2 separate regions of the Homo sapiens genome follow, and region 1 is linked to region 2. Evidence: chromatin loops called from intact Hi-C (ENCODE). Cell type or tissue: heart right ventricle. All regions are shown on one strand. Each heading gives the region's core, and the rest is flanking DNA. Links, peaks and the distances in the headings are about the cores only.

What was found. A loop is a pair of places that touch in the nucleus more often than their neighbours do. Peaks named below come from ENCODE experiments on the same cell type or tissue, not always from the same donor. Only the 100,000 strongest peaks of a DNase experiment are listed, where the experiment ranks them.
Region 1: it touches region 2 in a loop (8-fold over the local background); 34 of 110 quality-filtered maps call a loop at or near these places.

What each region holds. Positions count from the first base shown.
Region 1 is chr9:134,694,495-134,704,385 of GRCh38, reverse strand. COL5A1 (collagen type V alpha 1 chain) reads right to left here. Exons shown (of 66, transcript NM_000093.5): 3 at 4,264-4,477; 4 at 3,053-3,215. Among named protein-coding and RNA genes, the nearest start is that of COL5A1-AS1, 47 kb to the right of the region's middle. RefSeq lists enhancers at 4,871-5,693, 5,694-6,518. In heart right ventricle, for the core only: CTCF peaks have their summits at 5,488 and 5,692 (motif pointing left); a DNase peak (open chromatin) is centred at 5,695; H3K27ac peaks cover 1,296 bases.
Region 2 is chr9:135,407,989-135,417,879 of GRCh38, reverse strand. LOC124902305 (a long non-coding RNA gene) reads left to right here. Exons shown (of 2, transcript XR_007061849.1): 2 at 1-794. Among named protein-coding and RNA genes, the nearest start is that of PPP1R26-AS1, 59 kb to the left of the region's middle. RefSeq lists a silencer at 1,040-1,208. In heart right ventricle, for the core only: a CTCF peak has its summit at 5,123 (motif pointing right); a DNase peak (open chromatin) is centred at 5,129; H3K27me3 peaks cover 4,016 bases.

The DNA.
Region 1 (9,891 bases), core at 797-8,796, 710 kb after region 2:
AGGAGGTAAACTCTGGCATGTTTGCTGTCGGCCACTCATAGGCATTTTTCATGGATTAATTCTCACGGTGCCTCCCACACACACAAAACTGCGGCGGGTACTATTATTGTCATTTTACAGATGGGGAAACTGAGTCTCGGAGCGGTCAGACAACTCACCGAAGATCTCACCCCTGGGAAACAGTGGAGCCAGGATGCAAACCCAGCCCTGAACACGGATTTCTAGTGCTTCCCTGGGGTAAGGGACTCTTCACATACATCTGCTTTTGGGAAAACAGCTTTTCCTGCTCAGTTAGAATATCAATGAAGCACTATTTGTTTTAGGATCCTAATTTTTTAAAGATAAAATAAAGCTTTTTCCTGAATCTTTACAACAGAACACACTAGAAATTACAAAGATTTGACACAGCACAAAAAAGAGACTGCATGACAAACATTAAAACCCTGAGGCCGGGCGCGGTGGCTCACGCCTGCAATCCCAGCACTGTGGGAGGCCGAGGCGGGCGGATCACAAGGTCAGGAGATCGAGACCATCCTGGCTAACACAGTGAAACCCCATCTCTACTAAAAATACAAAAAAAATTAGCTGGGTGTGGTGGCGGGCGCCTGTAGTCCCAGCTACTCGAGAGGCTGAGGCAGGAGAATGGCGTGAACCCGGGAGGCAGAGCTTGCAGTGAGCCGAGATCGTGCCACTGCACTCCAGCCTGGGCGACGGAGCGAGACTCCGTCTCAAAAAAAAAAAAAAAAAAAAAAAAAAAACCCGAGGCCACCGCGTGGCCTCCCATCCAGAGGCAGGGCCTCGACCCACAGAACAACAGGCAGCGGTGGGGGTGACTCTGGCAGGTGCCCAGGCCAAGCCCAGAACCTCCCCTGCAGCTGTGCAGGTAGCCTTACTGTGACCAATGTTTTACAAATGAGTCTCAAAGCTCATCAATGTCACCTGCTTTGCCTAGATCCTCCCACCAGCAAGAGGCAAAACCAGCACTTGATCCCAGTCTGTGTGACTCCAAGGCAGCTTTTAACCCCAGCTCCCCAGAATAGCCCAGAAGCTGCCTCCTGCCTGGCTGAGGACGGCTCCTGTGCCCGCAGTTCCTTCCAGGCGCCTAGGCAGGTCTGTTCAGAAGTGTGCCCGGAGGGTGTGTCTCAATAGCTTGCAAAATCTGGCTGTGCCAGCAGGATCCAAGCACCCGCCCTGCTCTACCGAAGCCCCAGGCTACAGCTTCCTGGAAACTGACCCAGAGCCAACTGCACGTTCAGCAGAATCTCCACCACCTTCACACCTACTCCCTGCCTTCTTCTAACAGGCCCATCTCATTCCACAGAGCGTGGCTGCTCTGATCATTCCTCTGCGGTCTGCACTGGGCCGCGGGGCTGTGTCCTGCCTTTCTGTCTGCCTTGACACTGTATTAATATCCAGAACAACTGAATTTGACATTAAGCCGGGGCTTCCTATAAGGGAGACAGTGCGCTGCTGTGTCACTGCATTCAACCTCATGGAACCTTTGCCACAGCTCATGAAGCAGCCACATCTGTGATCCCATTTTACAGACGGAGACCCTAAGACAGAGAAATAGCAGAGCAGCTTGCCCGAGGCCCAAATCCAACAATCGACAGAGCCCAGGTGGGCTTGCCCTGAGGCCAGCACTCTGCTGAATGTCCAGTTCACAGTGACACTACGTGGTCCCCAGTATGATTTCCTAGAAAGGTGAGACTTTCAGAATTGCCCTCTTCTCACACGCTCAAAGCCCCAGGGTCAGTTCAACCGTGCCCGTCCCCACGAGCAGACATCGATATCTTTAACACAGAAATGAACTAGTACGTGTGATGTCTCCTTCGCGTGCCCTTGGCAGAACACCAAGATTGAGTCAACACGGTGTCTGGTTTGGTGACCCCGAGTCACCGAGAAGAAACATGGCCCTGGGGACCCCACCTCAGCCATGAAACGGGGGCAGCCGGATGCAGAACCGATGTGTAGACACAGCCAGGAGCTCACGGCAGCGCTCGGGGATTTAGGGAGGAGACACTGCCCTAACTTGTCCCATCTCTGCAGCCCTGGAGGAGGAAATCCCAGAGCCAGGATGGCCCTCGGAGGCCATTTAAGCCAGTGGCTTTCGAACAGGTTTTAGCCACAGAGACCCGGGTGCAAAACCAAATCTTCTGCAAAACCCAACTTACATAAACGACAAGGAAGCCCAGTGGAGGGGTCCTGGCTGCCGCCTAACCCAAGCCGCGGAGGCAACGGTCACTGCAGTGCCCTTGGGAAGGGCAGAGTCCAGGACCCTGTGCAGGCTGTCGCCCCAGCACCCCAGGAGGCAGGGCCCTGGAACCCCTACAGGCTCCTGGTGACTCCAACGCCCCCACCCGGGGCAGCTGGGGATCACTGGTCACCTGCAGAAGCTCTCAACCTGTTTCTTGGCAGTGGGACGGGGCATTCTCCTGCTCTCTCACGCAGAACCCCAACCTATGAAGGGCTCCATGGGCTGAAGTGAGGGTCCCAGAGCCCACTCAGCTCAGGCCCCGACTCCCAAGCCTCTGAGGCATTCCCCGGGAAAGCAAGGCCCCTGGCTGGACACAGCTAGACTGGAGTGAGGCCAGCCCGAGTTGGGTCGGCACAGGTCTCCCTGGTGCGTCCACACGGTGGCCCAGCTCTGCCCTTCAAGCTCACCCAGAGGACAGCTGCCCCTGTCCCAGGATGGCCTCGGATACAGACGGCAGGAGTGTGCAGGTTTCCAGGAGCCTCAGCACGAGGCTGGACAAAGGCCCTGTCCTTTCCGAGCCAGCACCCAGGAGACTCACGTACTGGGCCCTTGGGACAAGGGCGGCCACTGCCATCCCCACGCGGCCTACAGGCGGCAGCAGCTCTGGCCCCTCCATTTCCGAAAGCCACAAACATCTCTTAGGATGGCAGCAGAGGCTTCTGACCAACAGAGACGGTGACCACAGTGGACCGCCAGCCGGTCCCGGCCCGAGGAGCCTCCTCCAACAGCAGTCACAGTGGCTCCACAGGAGGAGTGCCCTGGTGGGCACAGGGGTTGGTCTGCCCTCCTGCTCACCTCAAACACCTCCTCATCCAGGATCCGGGTGCCAAACACGATGATGCCATTGATGTCGATCATGGGGTGGTCGCTGCGGTCGAGGAATTTGGTGGTCTTCTTTTTACAGTCGAGGATCAAGGTGACATTTTTCTTGTGGACGCTGAGAGCAATTCTGTGCCACCTGCAAAGAAACAGATGGTGAAGACAGGGCTTGGATCACAGATGCCAGCTCAAGCAATTTTGCTGCAAATTCCTCGAGACACAGGAAGAAGGCCCACTTCCTGCACGATCGTGGTGGGGCGGAGCAGATCAAGGCCCAGCCTCTGGAATCAGACAAGTTAGGGCAACACCCCGTGCCATGAGATCTACTCATTCCCCAGAACCCTCGTCCCTCAGACAAGGATGGCTGTCTGAACCCTGGAAGCCCAGCCGGGAGCCCAAGTGAAAGGGGGAAGGGGGAGCACACAGCACTCGGCACTGGCTCGGGACCCAGGAGTGTGGTCCCTGGGAGCGTGGTCCCTGCGGTGCGGTCACAGCCATCGGGAGAATGGCAGGGCGGCGGCCGTTGTATTTTGCTGTGTGCATGCGAGCACTTGTCACGTGCCCTCTGAACCCCGATGGCAAACTGCAGGCAGCCAGAGAAGACCGGGTGTGGACGGGAAATGGTGGAAGGAGTGGATCTGTCTGAAAGTCTTGGCGAAGAATTCAGAAATCATGTATTGAAGACGTTCGGAGATTATCAGGGCATGACCTCACACGTGCTGACCACGAAAGAGGAGACTGACAACCCCTGGTGTTGAGGTCTGCACCCAACAGAGCGTGCTGGCACGACCCGCTTTTTCTCATGCTCACTCCCACTCCTAACACACCTGTGTCCTTGAAGGATACCTGAAATCCTTTCTGGAAAAGGTTGGGTATAACCTCACAATTTCCTGTGTCCCTTCTGACACAAACAGGCGGGAATTTGATGTGCTTTAGTGCACTTTACAAAGGGATAATGGAGGGCCAGGGAGGAGAAGTGACTCCCCAGAGCCACAGAGGATGAATCAAGACCATAACCCAGGTTTCAGGACTCCAAGCCCAGCACCCTCTCCTCTGCTGCGGCGTCTGTGGGAGTCTCAGTACCGGCTGCTGCACGTCCTCTACTGTGCCCCACATCTGGTCAGTGGTATGAGCTGGCCTGATCCCCCCTCCAGCAGGGGGACAGTTGCCCAGAAGTGCCCACTTACTTGCCATCTGACAGGTTGATGCCCCGGAAGAGGGGGTAGTCTTCCGGGCCAGGCTTCCCCGTGTGGTCCTCGTAGAGGAAGACGGGAGAGCGGCCCAGCTCCAGCCCAATCTGCTGGATACCCTGCTCGTTGTAGATGGAGACCAGGAAGGCCTGGCTGCCTTTCTTGGCTTTCACAGTTGTTAGGATGGAGAAGTCCTCGGGAAATGCAGACGCTGGAACAGAGCACAGAGGTGAGAAGGCAGTCGGGGAGCCCCTGCAACCACACCCAGCCATGGCTCTCTGCAAACAAGCCAGCCCGGGACCCTGGGAAGCTGTGCTGCCCGTCGTGGGGCACTGCCATCTGCTGCACATCTGCCCCTTGATCAAACTGCTCCTGCAGCCCTTCCCTGCTCCCACTTGGCCAAACCTGCCCCCTTCAAGACTCAGTGCAAATGCAAACTCCTCCATGAAACACAACTGGTCCTTCCAGCTGGGAGCCCTCAACACCCTGCCCTCAGCTCCTGCGCCTAACACATCTGTGTGTTGACCCTCAGGAGAACCTCTCAGGCTGTGAGCTGCCTCTGGATGGAGGCTGCTTCTGAGGTGTCTTAGTACGCTCCATGAGGTCACACCACTCAGCATGCAAGGAAGGGAGGGAGGGAGGGGGAGGGAGGGAGAGAGACGGAGGGAGGAAGCAGAGAGAGGAAGGGAGAAGGGAAGCAACAGCCTCGAACCGCCACTAGAATTGTACTTTGTGACATTTCCTGGTTGATACGCAAAACAGAGAAAAAGTGGAAATTCATCAAAAGAATTTAATCCAAATTTAAAATTAGAAAAAAATATATCCCTAGTATGTTAACGGGAGGAATTACCTCTTACAACACATGCCAGGAGCAATTTGAGGTCATTAAAAGGCAGACCCAGGCTGGCCCGGCCACAAGCACCTAAGCCCACTCCACATATCTGCCCCTCATCCGTGGGCATGACCGGGAGCCCCAGCCCCTCCTGTCCATCGATCCTGGTGGCAAAGGCAGCGATGCTCTCACCCTGGGCCACCTGCAGTTCTGCCAAGAGCCTGGGGCTGATGGAGGGCCTGTGGCTAGTTGATGCCGGTGGGCCAGCCAAAAGTGCTGGGCCTAAGGCTGTGGGCTGCTCAGAACGGGCCAGAAGGAGCGGTGTCCCAGGAGGGTGTCAACAGGGACATGCCAAGGAAGGGGGGCCCAGGACCTGCTGCTGGAGCCGCCCCACAAGCAGCACCACTACGGAGGGCTGGGATCTGGTGGGTGGGCTTGAGCCATCGTGAATCCATTACCAGACCCACCCCTTCTTTAGAAGTGGGAACAAAGGCTAACCAGGTGGCCCAGAGGCCCCTGACCCCATGGGGCAGCAGAGTCTGGATCTGCGGCAGCAGCGCCTGCAAGGCGGCTATCCATGAGCACCCTCTGCTGGCGAAATTGTGGCAAGGCGGGCAGCAGCGTCACCACCTCTGCCCCTGGTCACTCCAGCACAGCTGCAGGTACAACACTGGGAGGAAGGGGACGCTGAAGGCCCCCTCGTCCCACAGCATCCTGAGGCTTCCAAGGGGGAGGAGAATGCTGCCTGTCACAGCCTCTGCATCCTCTGTAAGGTGCTGCAGGGAGATCTCCTGAGGTTCTGCAAAATGAGGGGCCACTACTCCAGGCAAACCCTCCAAGGCCCCCACAGGCCAACCCAGAGCCTGCGTGAGCGCTGGAAGCTGCCACAGCAGCAGGCTCATCCTGCAGTCACGAATCTCTCACTAAGGCACTGACAGGGAACAGGGCTGCCCAGCTGTGGCCGGGCACCCTGTGTTGACCAGCTCCAAGCCATGACTCAGCTGTTCCCACAGGAGACTGGGCCCCAGGTGGGCCTGGCCAAGGCACCTGCCCCCAAAGCTGGGGACAGCCCCAGGTGGGGGTGATGACAGTCAGTGTGGCCATCTGGGAAAGGCAGGTTTCACGGAGGAACTGGCTCAGGACTCCCATGTCTAGACACAAGCCATCAGCTTTGTTTTTTTGGGTTTTTTTGTGGGGTTTTTTTGAGATAGAGTCTCGTTCTGTCGCCCAGGTTGGAGTGCAGTGGTGAGATCTCGGCTCACTGCAACCTCCACCTCCCAGGTTCAAGTAATTCTCTTGCCTCAGCCTCCCAAGTAGCTGGGACTACAGGTCCACACCACCACGCCTGATTAATTTTTGTATTTTTGGTAGAGACGGGGTTTCACCATGTTGGTCAGGCTGGTCTCGAACTCCTGACCTCAGGTGATCCACCCGCCTTGGCCTCCCAAACTGCTGCGATTATGGCTTTGCATCATCCTTCCACATGAGGGGATGTGGGCGGGGGACTCTGGAGATGACAGCCTTAGCTGGTCCCACCTATGGCAAGGGAGTGGGACCTGCCATGCCCACCCACCGTAGGGACCCCATATGGCAAGGCTGCCAGCAGGACCATGGCAGCCCCACGTGATCCCTGGGAGTGCATGGGGCACTGAGGGCCAGGTGGGGTCTCACCTGAAGCACTCAGGTCCCCGTCCACACCCAGGGCAGATGGCACAGTCACCATCTGAGTCCACTCCCTCACTCTCATTGCAAAGGGCCACCTGGCTCCCGTCCCCACCCCACCGCCACCCTGAGTGCCAGAGTCATTCTTCCGTCTTAAAAGATCAAAGAACGAGTTGCGCACACTCATGTCTCCGGCACAAGGCACCGCTAGGCCCACGAACCCCCATCTCCGCAGCTCATTAAAATGCCGTTTCTCAAGTTTTGAAATCTCTATGGTAACAAATTTTCTCAGCTCAGATAAAACCCGAAAGGATAAATTATGTTTAACATTAATCTCTCTCCTGGCAAAATAACAATGGATTTATTGTCACTGTGAGATGGCCCATTCGAGTCATGACATGAGCTGGGACGCTGATACTTTATAATCTACGCTGTCCGGGCACTCTGGGAGGAGGGAATCGGCTGTCGAACACTTCATGTTTCATTTCTCCAAGAAAAGTCACAGTTGAGGGGTGGGCTCCGGACTCCCTCAGAGCTTTTCATTTTTTTTTTTTTAAGACAGAGTCTCACTCTGTTGCCCAGGCTGGAGTGCAGTGGCGTGATCTCAGCTCACTGCAAGCTCCGCCTCCCGGGTTCACGCCATTCTCCTGCCTCAGCCTCCCGAGTAGCTGGGACTACAGGCACCCGCCACCAAGCCTGGCTAATTTTTTTGTATTTTTAGTAGGGATGGGGTTTCACCGTGTTAGCCAGGATGGTCTCGATCTCCTGACCTCGTGATCCGCCTGCCTTGGCCTCCCAAAGTGCTGGGATTACAGGTGTGAGCCACCCCGCCCGGCCAGAGCTTTTCACTTTTACTTCTGCTGAAGTCCAAAGGCACTAGAGCATTTTAGGTATGCAGTAGGAGTACAATAAATGCATTTGTGTTGAAACTAAATCATACTGAGCCGACAGTTACTAAGCATACCGATTGCTCACTACAGTGGATCACGTGATCAATAAACAGTGACTGATCCCCTAATAAACAGTGATTGGTGCCAGGCGCTGGGGTGACACAGTCAAAGGACAGATATGGTCCCTGACCTCAGAAAGTGATACTCCCACGATACAAACAGAAATCATCAAACCAAACCAGTTAGTTAAATAATTGCAGGCTGGGCGAGGTGGTTCATGCCTGTAATCCCAGCACTTTGGGAGGCCAAGGCAGGAGGATCACTTGAGGTCAGGAGTTCCACACCAGCCTGGCCAACATGGTGAATCCCTGTCTCTGCCAAAAATATAAAAAAAATTAGCCGGGTGTGGTGGCACACACCTGTAATCCCAACTACTCGGGGGGCTGAGGCAGGAGAATCGCTTGAACCTGGGAGGCAGAGGTTGCCGTGAGCCAAGATTACACCACTGCACTCCAGCCTGGGCGACAGAGTGAGACTCTGTCTCAATAATAATAATAATAATAATTGCAAATAATGCAGGGGGCAGTGGGGCAGGGTGGCAGAAAGAGGTCAGAGGATAGGAAATGAATGCGGGGTGTGGCTAACTTTGGACAGGGGGCCAGGAACCTGGGGGGCGGCTGAGGTTTCAGCTGGACCCTGGCAGCCCAGGAGGGGCCGGGCTAAGGGGAGCATGGCAGGCCCAGGGCAGAGGCCCAGGATCCAGGGGCACCGAGGCAGCCCTGCAGAAGGAATTTCACCAGCCATCTTCAGTCCCGACCAGAAGGGCTCTCAGTCCCACATTGGGGTGGGACAGGTGAGGGGCTCCAGAGAGGAAGCTGCCATCTGGCAGCCCCTGCAGGGATAACTTGGTTCTGGAACCTTCTGGCCTGGACCCAAACTTACTGCATTTGTCATGGCCAGAAGTGAAGTTTACATTCCCTGGGCTGGACTAACCCATGGGGTCGAAGATAGAGTGAGGAAGAGACGGTCTCCAGTCTCACCAGGTAGATTCCCAGGTGGGAACCCCGCATCTTATTTCATGGGACCCCCCTCCTCTCAGCCATCAGGGAACCCCTATCCTGCTCTATGGGGGTACAGGGGAGTGGGGAGCATCTGCTCAGTGAGTAGAGGGTCTGCAAAGCCCCCAGGCTGAGGACACTACCCTCCCACCGCTGCCTCCATCTTCCCCTCACGTCAGCCTGCCCCTGCAGCTGGCACCCTGTTCGGCCGTCCCTGCCACCCTCGTCCAGCACTCAGCGCAATCCTGTGGAGGGTCCCAGGGCCCAGCGCAACTGGCTGCTCCCTTGCTCTCTGGCAGGAAGGTACTGGCGGGGGCAGCGAGGGGCAGCAGGACATTCTGCCTAAGGGAGGCTGATTCTGGAGCCCAGGCCCCAGGGTGCAGGAGAGCCACAGGCGAAGACAGGGTGTTGGCCAAGGGGCAGGGGGGTGTGGGCAGAGCCGTGGCCTCCACCCAACCCTGGGTGTCCTGAGTAGGAGGCAAATCTCAGAGGCCTGGTCTGAAGAGGGGTACGGAGGAAAAGGCACCTACAGAGGACAAAATAGAGAGGACCCCACCCACAGCACCAGAGCCGAGGAGGAGGATGCGTGCTGATCCAGGAAGTGGGCTCAGGTGGGGCTGGTCCCCAAGTCAGGTGACCAGGGGGGACACTGCCTCGCCTGGTCATCCTCAGAGGGGACAGCTCAGATCTGGGTCATTACAAACAAGCAGTGCTGGGTCAACAAGGCAGGGAGCACACCATCCCGGGCCCCCAGTGGGGACGTGGATCCCAGAGCTCGGGCCGCCTGGTGAGGAAGCCAGGCCCGCTGCCTTCAGGGTCTCAGGCCACCTCACCGTGAGGCGATGTCTGCACTGCAGACACAGGGGACCGAGGCCTGGGACCCCACTGGGAAGGAAGTCCCAACCCTCCCCGCTTCACTGGCAGCCCCTGTGTCACAGTCCTGGGCTTCAGTCCCTGCAGCCTCATCTCCCTGGTGCCAGGACAACCCAGCACCCATGATCGGTCAGCAACCGTGGCTCAGGGTTGAGCTCCCTGGTCGGACAGATCCCAGAACCCAGACTGCTGGGTCTCAGCAAGACTAGAAAACCCTCTTCGAATGAGGGGGGAAATTCTAGCCTCTGTCCTGCCCCCAAGTGCAGAAAATGGGAACAGGATTCTTCCCCTGTACAGAAGGGAGGGCGGT
Region 2 (9,891 bases), core at 827-8,826:
CTGTGTGCATCTGTGTGTCCTCTAGCCCCGCAGGGGTTATGCATTCGAATCATCGACATTCAGTTTGCAGTTCTTCCTGGAGGCACATGCCGAGATCCCATTGCTGGGCTTGGTCTGAGACCAGCTTTGGCCAATGTCAAGGGGATGCCAGGACAAAAGCCCATCTGAGCAGAGGCTACCAGAGGCCAGTGTTAAAGAAAAAAGACTTCATGACACTTGTTTAAGCTTGGTAAGGAAGACTTTGCCACCAGCATGTCTCCAGTAGGGACTGGAATGGTCCAGGAATTCCTGCTGCTCCAGGAATGAGCAAACAAGTGGCTGATCTGCAGCCCACCTGAGCCCACCTGAGATGCCAGCACTGGGGCACGTTCTGGGCGTGTTTGTTACTGCAACAAAGCTGATTAATGCAGCCTCTGCTGTTGATTAACTTGGTCATGCAGGGAGAGAAACTGAGTGCTCCCAGCATATTGATTATAAGATGGGTGCTTTTGGAGTAGAAAGGGGCTTTGGAAAAACACTGAATTTAAGTAGAGTCCCTGCTGCATGGAAGACGGTCACCTGGCTTGCCCTTCCTGAGCACCTAAAAGCTCATCTTTGTGCTGGTGAACATAAAAATGACAAAAGCGCTGAAGTTGTCAACTAATTTTCAAAACAAAACCTCTAACTATAGTTCAGTGATACAGTGAGATGCGTTGGATTTGATGTTGTTTAAGCACGCTGTGGCCTGCCAGTGGGGGAATTTTCAGGGAATTCTTACCATTGCAGCTCACGAGGAAATAAAATGATGACCACAAGCTTCACTATGTAAAGATAGAGTGCTTCCTGTATGTGTGTATGCATGTGTGTACACGTATGACACACGCTGAAGAGAGGAAGAGGTTCCATGGGGGTGTTGTTGACCTGAGGGGCTGTTAGCCTGGTGGCCTGCAGCCACATCCTCCCTCCTGCTGGCCAAATGGACGAGGTTCATTTGCAGGAGAAAATGAGGCCAACGGAGAGAGAGCCAAGAAACTGAGAGAGAGTGTCTTGGTCTGTTTATGCTGCTAACAAAATCCCTTAGACTGGGTAATTTATAAACAGCACAAATACATTGCTTACAATTCTGGAGGTTGGAAGTTCAAGATCACAGCACCAGCAGGTCTGGCGACTGATGAGAATGCTCTCTGCTTCCAAGATGGTGTCTGGTTGCTACGTTCTGGCCTCACTTAGTGGAAGGGGCGGGAGGGCAAAAGTGGCCTAGCTAGTTTCCTCCAGCCCTTTTATAAGGGCACTAATCCCATCCGTGAGGGAGGCCCTCATGACTCAGTCACCTGCCCAAGGCCCCATCTCTTAATCCATTACATTTCAGTATATGAATTCTGGAGCGATATGTTTATTCAAATGATAGCAGAGAGAGAGAGAGAGGAAGAGAGAGAGAAGGAAAGTGGCAGAAACATCTGATAAACCCACAATTGCAGCTCATGAGGAAATAAAATGACCACAAGTTTCACCATATAGCAATAGAATGCTTCCCGTGTATGTATGTGTGTGTGCACATATGTGTGTGCCTGTGCATGCATGTGTGCGTGCATGTGTCTCTGGAGCCAGCCCGAGGTACCACCCTGCCGGTAGCTTCCTTTCTGCTGGTAGCTAGCGTGGGTCCCATCTCTGCCCCTTACCACTGAAAGAGTTCTGAGCAATACGAGAGCTTGCAAACTGGCTCCGTGCTTTCTGATAATACGGCTGGCTTTCAGCAAGTCTTTACACGGCCAAGCTCACAGGTCATTAAAGTAAACTTGCACTCAGTAGTTTGCAAAATATGAGTTTTTAGGCAGAAAACAGCATCCATGTCAGGCTGTTCAAATTGTAAGCTTTTGGACAGCCATCAGTCAAATAAAGTCAAATATTGGCTTCTGTGTAACAAACCACCCCAAGCTGAATTGGGTAAGATGAAGCAGCCACTATTTCATTATGCTGGCGGAGCTGGAGGTCAGGAATTCACGCAGGACGCAATGGAGTGGCTTTGATTCTGTTCCATGTTGTCTGGGGTCAAATGGGACGGTGCCAACACTAAGGGGACTTGAAGCTGGACCATCACATATGTGCGCTGAGCCGGGCTCAGTGGTGACTGTCCACCAAAGCACGAGCTCGTGGCCTCCTGTGTGGCTTGGGTTTCTCCCAGCATGATGACCAGGCTCGGAAAGGGAGCTTCTTGAGTCGGAGTGTCAGGTGAGGCCACTGGCCTGTGCTGTCCAGTCTCCAAACACACCTGGCCTCACTGCCACTGCCTGCCATTGAAAGCAGTCACAGCTGGTCCAGGTTTGGCAGTGGGGGTAAGGGGTAGAGACCCCACCTCTCAATGGGAAGAGGGTCAGTGTGGGTAAGGGGTAGAGACCCCACCTCTCAATGGGAAGAGGGTCAGTGTGGGTAAGGGGTAGAGACCCCACCTCTCAATGGGAAGAGGGTCAGTGTGGGTAAGGGGTAGAGACCCCACCTCTCAATGGGAAGAGGGTCAGTGTGGGTAAGGGGTGGAGACCCCACCTCTCAATGGGAAGAGGGTCAGTGTGGGTAAGGGGTGGAGACCCCACCTCTCGATGGGAAGAGGGTCAGTGTGGGTAGGGGGTACAGACCCCACGTCTTGATGGGAAGAGGGGCAGTGGGGGTGGGGGGTAGAGACCCCACGTCTTGATGGGAAGAGGGGCAAGGACTTGGGGCCATGTTATCGTTTTTAGAGGTGAGGTCTCGCTGTGTTGCCCAGGCTGAATTTGTTTTTGTTTGTTTTTGAGATGCAGTCTCACTCTGTCGCCCAGGCTGGAGTGCAGTGGTGCGATCTCGACTCACTGCAACATCTGCCTCCCAGGTTCAAGCAATTCTCTTGCCTTAGCCTCCTGTGTAGCTGGGATTACAGGTGTGTGCCCCCACGCCCAGCTAGCTTTTTGTATTTTTAGTAGAGATGGGGTTTCACCATGTTGCCCAGGCTGGTCTCGAACTCCTGACCTTAGGTGATCTGCCTGCCTTGGCCTCCCAAAGTGCTGGGATTACAGGCATGAGCCACCGCCCCTGGCTTCGCACACCTTTTTCCTTTGTGTCTGGGGGGCGAGAGGGATCAGCTGTGGACACTAGGATGGGTGTTGGGATTCAAAGACCCCCAAGTAACCTGGAGCTCCCCTAAAAGCCACCACAAGCTTCACAGCTGGGTCCTTGCTAGACAGAGCCCTGCAAGGGATGGAAGCACTGTTTTAAAAAATTGGGGTAAAGTCCACATAACATAAAATTAACTGTTTTTACAGACCACTTTATTGAGGTAGAACCGATGTCTGAGAACCGCACGTATTTAAAGTGGATGATTGGATGAATCATTTTCAGGTGCACAGCTTGGGGGTGTTTAGACATTCATGGTGTTGCGTAACCACGACCTCCAGCTAGTTTCAGGACGTTTTCAGGCCTCCAGGCCGAAGCCCCGTCCCTATGAGGCAGTGGCTCCCCACTCCTGGCCCCCACAGCCCCGGGAAGCTCTGTTCCCTCTGTCTCCGTGGATTTGTTCACTCCTCACATGTCGTGGAAAAGGAATCACACCACGTGTGTCCTCTTGTAACCGGCCTCTTCCACTTAGCGTAATGTTTTCATGGCCCAGAATTTCCTTTCTTTTCTGGCTGAGTAATATCCCACTGTATGGATGGACCACACGCTGTGACCACATTGCTCTGTGGATGGACATTTGCAGGGGCATTGTGAACAATGCTGCCAGGAACATGTGTGTGCAGGTTTTTGCTGGAATGCCTGTTTTCAGTTCTTTGGGGAAAGCACTTTTCATTTTTTAATGAGAAACCACTGGTCAGCGTAGGGGATGGCTATGAAGGGGGACGTCTCTGCCTTGTTTAAAAGAGAAAGAGGAACAGAATCCTCACCACAACCCCCGGCGCACTTTTTTGAGGAAAGACTAGAACCTTTTGCAAAATCTCCAAAGGAATCAGTTTTGTGTGGATGGACGTGCCGGAAGGAACCAATGATTCCCGTCCATCTTCCAACCCATGGGGCAGGGCCTCAGCTGGGTGTGGACAGAGGCTGCCCATGGCTCCTGTTGGCCCCTGGGTGACCGCAGGCCCCTCTATGGGGAGTCGTGGGGATAAAGCATCCGTGAGCTTAGAGGCCCTGCAAGGGCCTCTTCAAGGACCCTTCTTCTGGAAGCAGAAGGCCCTCCGTGGGGAGGGGTCACTGTCATCCCCGAATCCGGCTGGACCCTGTGGGCTGGAGGTGGCCACGCCGGGTGGCCCTGTGGCCTGTCCCCTAAGAGAGGCAGTGAAGCCTGCTGTGCAACGCAGGGGCCTCTCGGATCAGGCAGGCAGTCCCGGTGCAGCGTGGGAGCCGGGCCGCAGACCTCCCGACCTGCGTGGGGTTGGAGGCTGCCGGGCAGCTCTAGCGGGGGTTCTGGGGAACCAGCCACCTCTCCAGCGACTGCACCACCAGGTCTGCGCCAGTGGCTTCATGTATTTAGGTCCCTGTGCTGTGGAGTGAATTATGTCCCCGGGTTCAGACCTTGGCTCCCAGACCCTGTGTGGCTATTTGGAGACAGGGCCTTTGGAGGTGATGCAGCTCAGTGAGGTTGTAAGGGTGGGCCCCGATCTGACAGCGTTAATGACCTTCTCGGAAGAGGAGGGGAGGCCAGAGCTCTCCCCCTGCGCATCCCGGGAAAGGCTGCGTGAGGACGCAGTGGGGCAGCCGTGAGTCTGCAATCGTGGGTCTCACCAGACCTGGAACCAGCTGGCCCCTTCATCTAGGACCTCCCGGCCTCCAGAACGGTCAGAACTGAATGTTTAAGGCCCTGGTCTGTGGCGTTTTGTTGTGGCAGTCTGCGCTGACTGAGAAAGAATCTTCCAGAAAGAACCTCGGGCAGCTGAGTCAGTCAAATTACCTCAGTTTCCCCACAGCCGAGAAGGACCCCACCCCACCATTCAGAGCTGCTTTTAGCATCTGACACTTTGTGCCCCGCGGATATTCCTGCATTACTTCGGATCTGAACACCAGGTGTATTACGTGTTTTCATCTTGGTGCCTGGGTTTTCCGGCGTCCACCTGGCTCCTTCCTGCAGAAATGCCGGCTCCGCCCGCTGGGTGCCAGGGTCCCTCCACCGAACGCGCTGGGCGCAGGGCCGCGAGCGTCCAGCAGGGGGCGAGCGCGCGCTTCCCGGAGCGGCGGGGAGCCGGTGGGTCAGGCTGAGACGCGCGGAGAATCAGCCGCAAACCCCTCGCCCGGCCCGGGAGGCTGCGCTGGGCTCGCGAAGGCCTGGAAGCTTCCCCGTTCTTTCTTTTTTTAATTTTATTATTATTATACTTCAAGTTCTAGGGTACATGTGTACAACGTGCAGGTTTGTTACATATGTATACATGTGCCATGCTGGTGTGCTGCACCCATTAACTCGTCATTTAGCATTAGGTATATCTCCTAATGTTATCCCTCCCCTCTCCCCCCACCCCACAACAGGCCCCGGAGTGTGATGTTCCCCTCCCTGTGTCCATGTGTTCTCATTGTTCAATTCCCACCAATGAGTGAGAACATCTGCGCTGACCTATGGCTTCTTTTTGGAAAAAAGTGCATTCAGAGGCCAGGCACGGTGCCTCACGCCTGTAATCCCAGCACTTTGGGAGGCCGAGGTGAGTGCATCACTTGAGGTCAGGAGTTCGAGACCATGCTGGCCAACATGATGAAAACCCGTCTCTACTAAAAATACAAAAATTAGTCGGGCGTGGTGGCGGGCACCTGTAATCCCAGCTACTCGAGAGGATGAGGCAGGAGACTCGCCTGAACCCAGGAGGCAGAGGTTGCAGTGAGCTGAGATTGTGCCATTGCACTCCAGCCTGGGGGACAGAGCAAGACTCCATCTCAAAAAAAAAAAAAAAAAAGTTCTGTCAGGCCAGACGCGGTGGCTCACACCTGTAATCCCAGCGCTTTGGGAGGCCAAGGAGGGAGGGTCACTTGTGTCCAGGAGTTTGAGACCAGCCTGGGCAACATAGTGAGATCCACATCTCAATAAATAAATAAATTAAATAAATAAATAAATAAATAAATAAATAAATAGGCAAGCCGGGTGTGATGGCGAAGACCTGCAGTCCCAGCTACTTGGGAGGCTGAGGTGGGAAGATCACCCGAGCTTGGGAAGTGGAGGCTGCAGTGAGCTGTGAGTGTGCCACTGCACCCCAGCCTGGGTGACAGAATGAGACCCTGTCAAAAAAAAAAAGTGCTTTCACAGTTTTCTTATTTTTATCGATCCACCCTGTGTGGGAGGGGTATTGCCACTGGAAATGGGGCTGGTCTGCCCTGGGATGTGGTGTTCTGGTATAAAGACCAGGTCCTATTTTGAAGACTTAGTAGAAAAACAAATGCAAAAAAATCTCATTAATAATTCTTTATATTTGAGTATATTGGGTTTAACAAAAATACATTACCAGGATGAATTTCCGCTGCTTTTTTTTTTTTTTTGCCTCCTTAAATGTGGCTGAGCTGTGTTTCCGCTGGACAGCCCCAGGCCCCGGAACGCAGATTCGCAGAGGTGGTGTTTCACCGCCTGGTGGAGCTGAGAGGGTTTCCTGGATCGTGCCGGGAGGGCTCAGCACTCGTTGGCGTTTCCCGTTGGTGCTCCCAGGGCTCAGCTGGCTTGGGGTCCCACAGTATTTCCCTGATTCCCTGACTCCCACCTGACCTCCCACATGGGTGTCTTGGGGAAGGAAGGAACGCACCAACCCCTGGTGACCAGAGGCCGACTCTGGAACTGCTCCTTGAAATCGGTGCACCGGGCAGCCCCTCCTCCAGGTTTCAGTTTGGTTTTCAGGTGGGGGTCACCAGGGCCGTCTGTCCATGGAGGCCACAGGCGGCTGCAGGCAGGGCCTGCCGCAGCTGCAGCCCGGGCTGTGGTGCACCCAGTGAGCTTGGCTCTGGACTTACAAGCTTCCTGAGGTTCGCCCTGCCCTGGGTAGGCTTTCAGTCTAGGAGAAGACCCAGGTGAGGAACAGAGAGACATTAATACTGATAATAAGAATAATTTTAGCTAAAATCTGTTGCCCACCTAAGATGTGCCAGACCTGGGCTCAGCCTTCACCACATCATCCCTTTCAGTCCTCGGTCACCTCAGAAGCTAGATTTCGAGACCCTTGGGACCTGCTGCTCTCCAGGGGAGGGAAGGGAGACCCTGGGCTCTGAAGGGCCTGCCTCTTCCTGGATCCACAGGGTTTTCCAGAGCTGCTGCAGCGAGGAGGGCAATGCCTGGGGCTTTGTGGGTGCCACTCGGGGAGCCTGGGTTTCTTAGGGAACAGCTGGAGTTGGGGTCTCACTGGGGGCTGTGAGTCAGCTCGGGCGGCCACACCAAAATAACCCCAGGCTGGGGCTCAAACAACACACATTTATTCTTGCAGTCCTGGAGGCTGGAAGTCCCGAATCAAGGTGCTGGTGGGCAGGGCTGGTTTCTCTGGAGTCTCCTCACCTTGGCTTGCGGAGGCTGTCTTCCTCCTGTGTCCTCACAAGATCATTCCTCTGAGTGTCTGTGTCTTCATCTCTTCTTGTTATGAGCTCCCCAGTCCTGTGGGATTAGGGCCCACCCAAAATCACCTCATTGTACCTTAATGACCTCTGTAAAAATCCTGTCCCCAAACGCAGCCACATTCTGAGCTGCTGGGGGACAGGGTGCCAACCTAGATTCAGCCCAGAACCAGAAGTGTGGTCCCAGGAGAGTGAGAGTGAGGGGGAAGGGAGTGAAGCAGCGGGGTGGGGAGGCCAGTGTGTGTGTGGGATAGAGGTGGTGGCTCAGCAGGCGTCCCCACACGGCCTGGAACCCCTGGAACCATCCGTCCCAGAGAGGCGGGGCAGTCTGCCCTCTGCTCGGTCCTGTGTCCTGTGGGTCAGAACTCACCCCGCGGGAATTGACTCCCTGCTTTGGCAGCTCCCTGGGAAGCCAAGCCTCGTGCCCTGCAGTGTGGGAGTTGGTCAGTCAGTCTGGAAGGGGCAGAGACTTACTTATGGGTGGTGGGCCTCGGGGTGGCCGCTCAGCCTAAACAGCCGGGGCAGGGCTGGACGGCCATGGGGTCTGAGGGTGGGTGTCTGTGCTTGGCTCAGTCCTGGGCCTCCTGCCCTGCTCAGAACCATGCGACTGTGGCTGTGCCAGCCACTCTGTCTGTCAGCCCCGGCCTGTGCCTGTGCGCCCTGCTCCCATCATATGTGGGAGACATAGACCCTCGGCATCCCTCTGTCAGGGCCCTTCCCGCCACAGGTCAGGAAGTGGGCCTGGGAGGAAGCAAGAGCCGGACGCCTGCCCCTCGGGCTCAGTGGTGAGGAGCTCACACACTCCACCATTTGAACAAACCCTGCGAAGCTCTTCCCAGGTGTCTCCATGAACCCACCCGTTCCACCCGCAGTCCCACGAGCAATGGCGATGGCAGCTGGAATCCCCTTGGGGGCACGAGAGCCCTCGGCAGGCACTGGGCCTCATGCAGGGAGCAGGTGTGGATGTCAAGGGGGCAAGGGAAGCCCTTTCATCTCCCTGCGGATGGACCAGACTCTCAAGCCACCATGTCCATGGATGGTGGAAAACGTCATCTTGCCTATTCATGATGATTCAGTCACTTTAGGACGTTTCTTGGCCCACTTTTGGGAGACATGGATTCTTCCCCTGTCCCCCTTCCCCCTTCTCCTGGGGTGGGCAGATCCTGGGGGCCCTGGGGACTTCAGGTCTTGACATAGTGGCAGGTCAGTCCTCAGTCCTCAGGGCCTCTGCTGAGATGTTATTCATCCGTTGCCCCATATGCTGGAGAAGGCAGAGGGCCCCGGGGCAGCAGCCCCACTCGGGTCACTTTGTGTCTTCATCTTCCTCCCAGCCCTGGGCCCCTTCACACCTGCTGGCCCACCGCCAGCTTCCTTTGCACCCTTCCCAGGATGTTCTTCTGGCTGGTTTAGGTGGCATAGCACAATGTCTGGGGCTGCAGAGCTGGGCCTTGAATATCAGTTCTATGACTTATCAGCTGTGTGACTTTGACTACGTTGCTCAACCTCTCTGGGTCCCAGTTTCCTCAGATGGAGAATGGTGTAATGAATGAACACCTGTAAAAGTGCTGGTGCCTGTGAACTATCACCCTTCCTCTTCCCTGTGTTGCACAGGACGTACGGGACTCGGCAGTGGTGGTGGAGAAAGCCACCAGACCCAGGCATTCACTCAGCTCAGCTTCTGGTGGCAGACACGGGTGGCACCTACACTCAGTCACCACAACCCCTCTTCCTTGGTAACAAACTTGGGGTGTGAGTGGATCTTCATTCCCAGGGTTAGTGACCCCCAAGCGGATGAATCCAGCGCACCTTGGAGTCTTACCTTCCCAGCTTGGAGCTGGTTTAGGCACGGCATGTGAGGCGGTTCTGCGGGAGGGGTCTGAAGCCAGTTGATAACAGCAGCTTCTAGGGAAGGCTTTCTTGTTTTTCAAAGAGATTCCAGGAAGAGTCTCTCCTTCTTTTGCTGGGCATTGCTGGGTCTGGGTGGGATTCCTGGGGCTGTGGCAGTTGTTTTGTAGCCTTGAGGAGCATCAGCCTGAACCCCAGAATGGCCAGGAGGACAGAGGTGGAAGTGGCCAGGCAGCCAATTGCACTGGCTGGGGCCTTTCATGATTCTCGGAAGCAAATATTCCTTTTGCTTTCAGTGGGGTTTTTTTGCAATGAGTGGGGGTTTTCGCAATGCATTGGAAGGGCCTCTCCCTGACACTGTTCTCCTGCTGGGGCATTGGACACCTTGCTCTATGTGAACTTCTCCTGAGCCACCTGCTCTTAGCCCAGAGGACGAGGTCCAAGCTCCTTCAGTGCTCAGCGCACTCACTTGACTCTGGAGCATCTCAGGATCTCCCCAGCCCACTCCCTGCCATGATGCTCATGGTCTGTAGGATT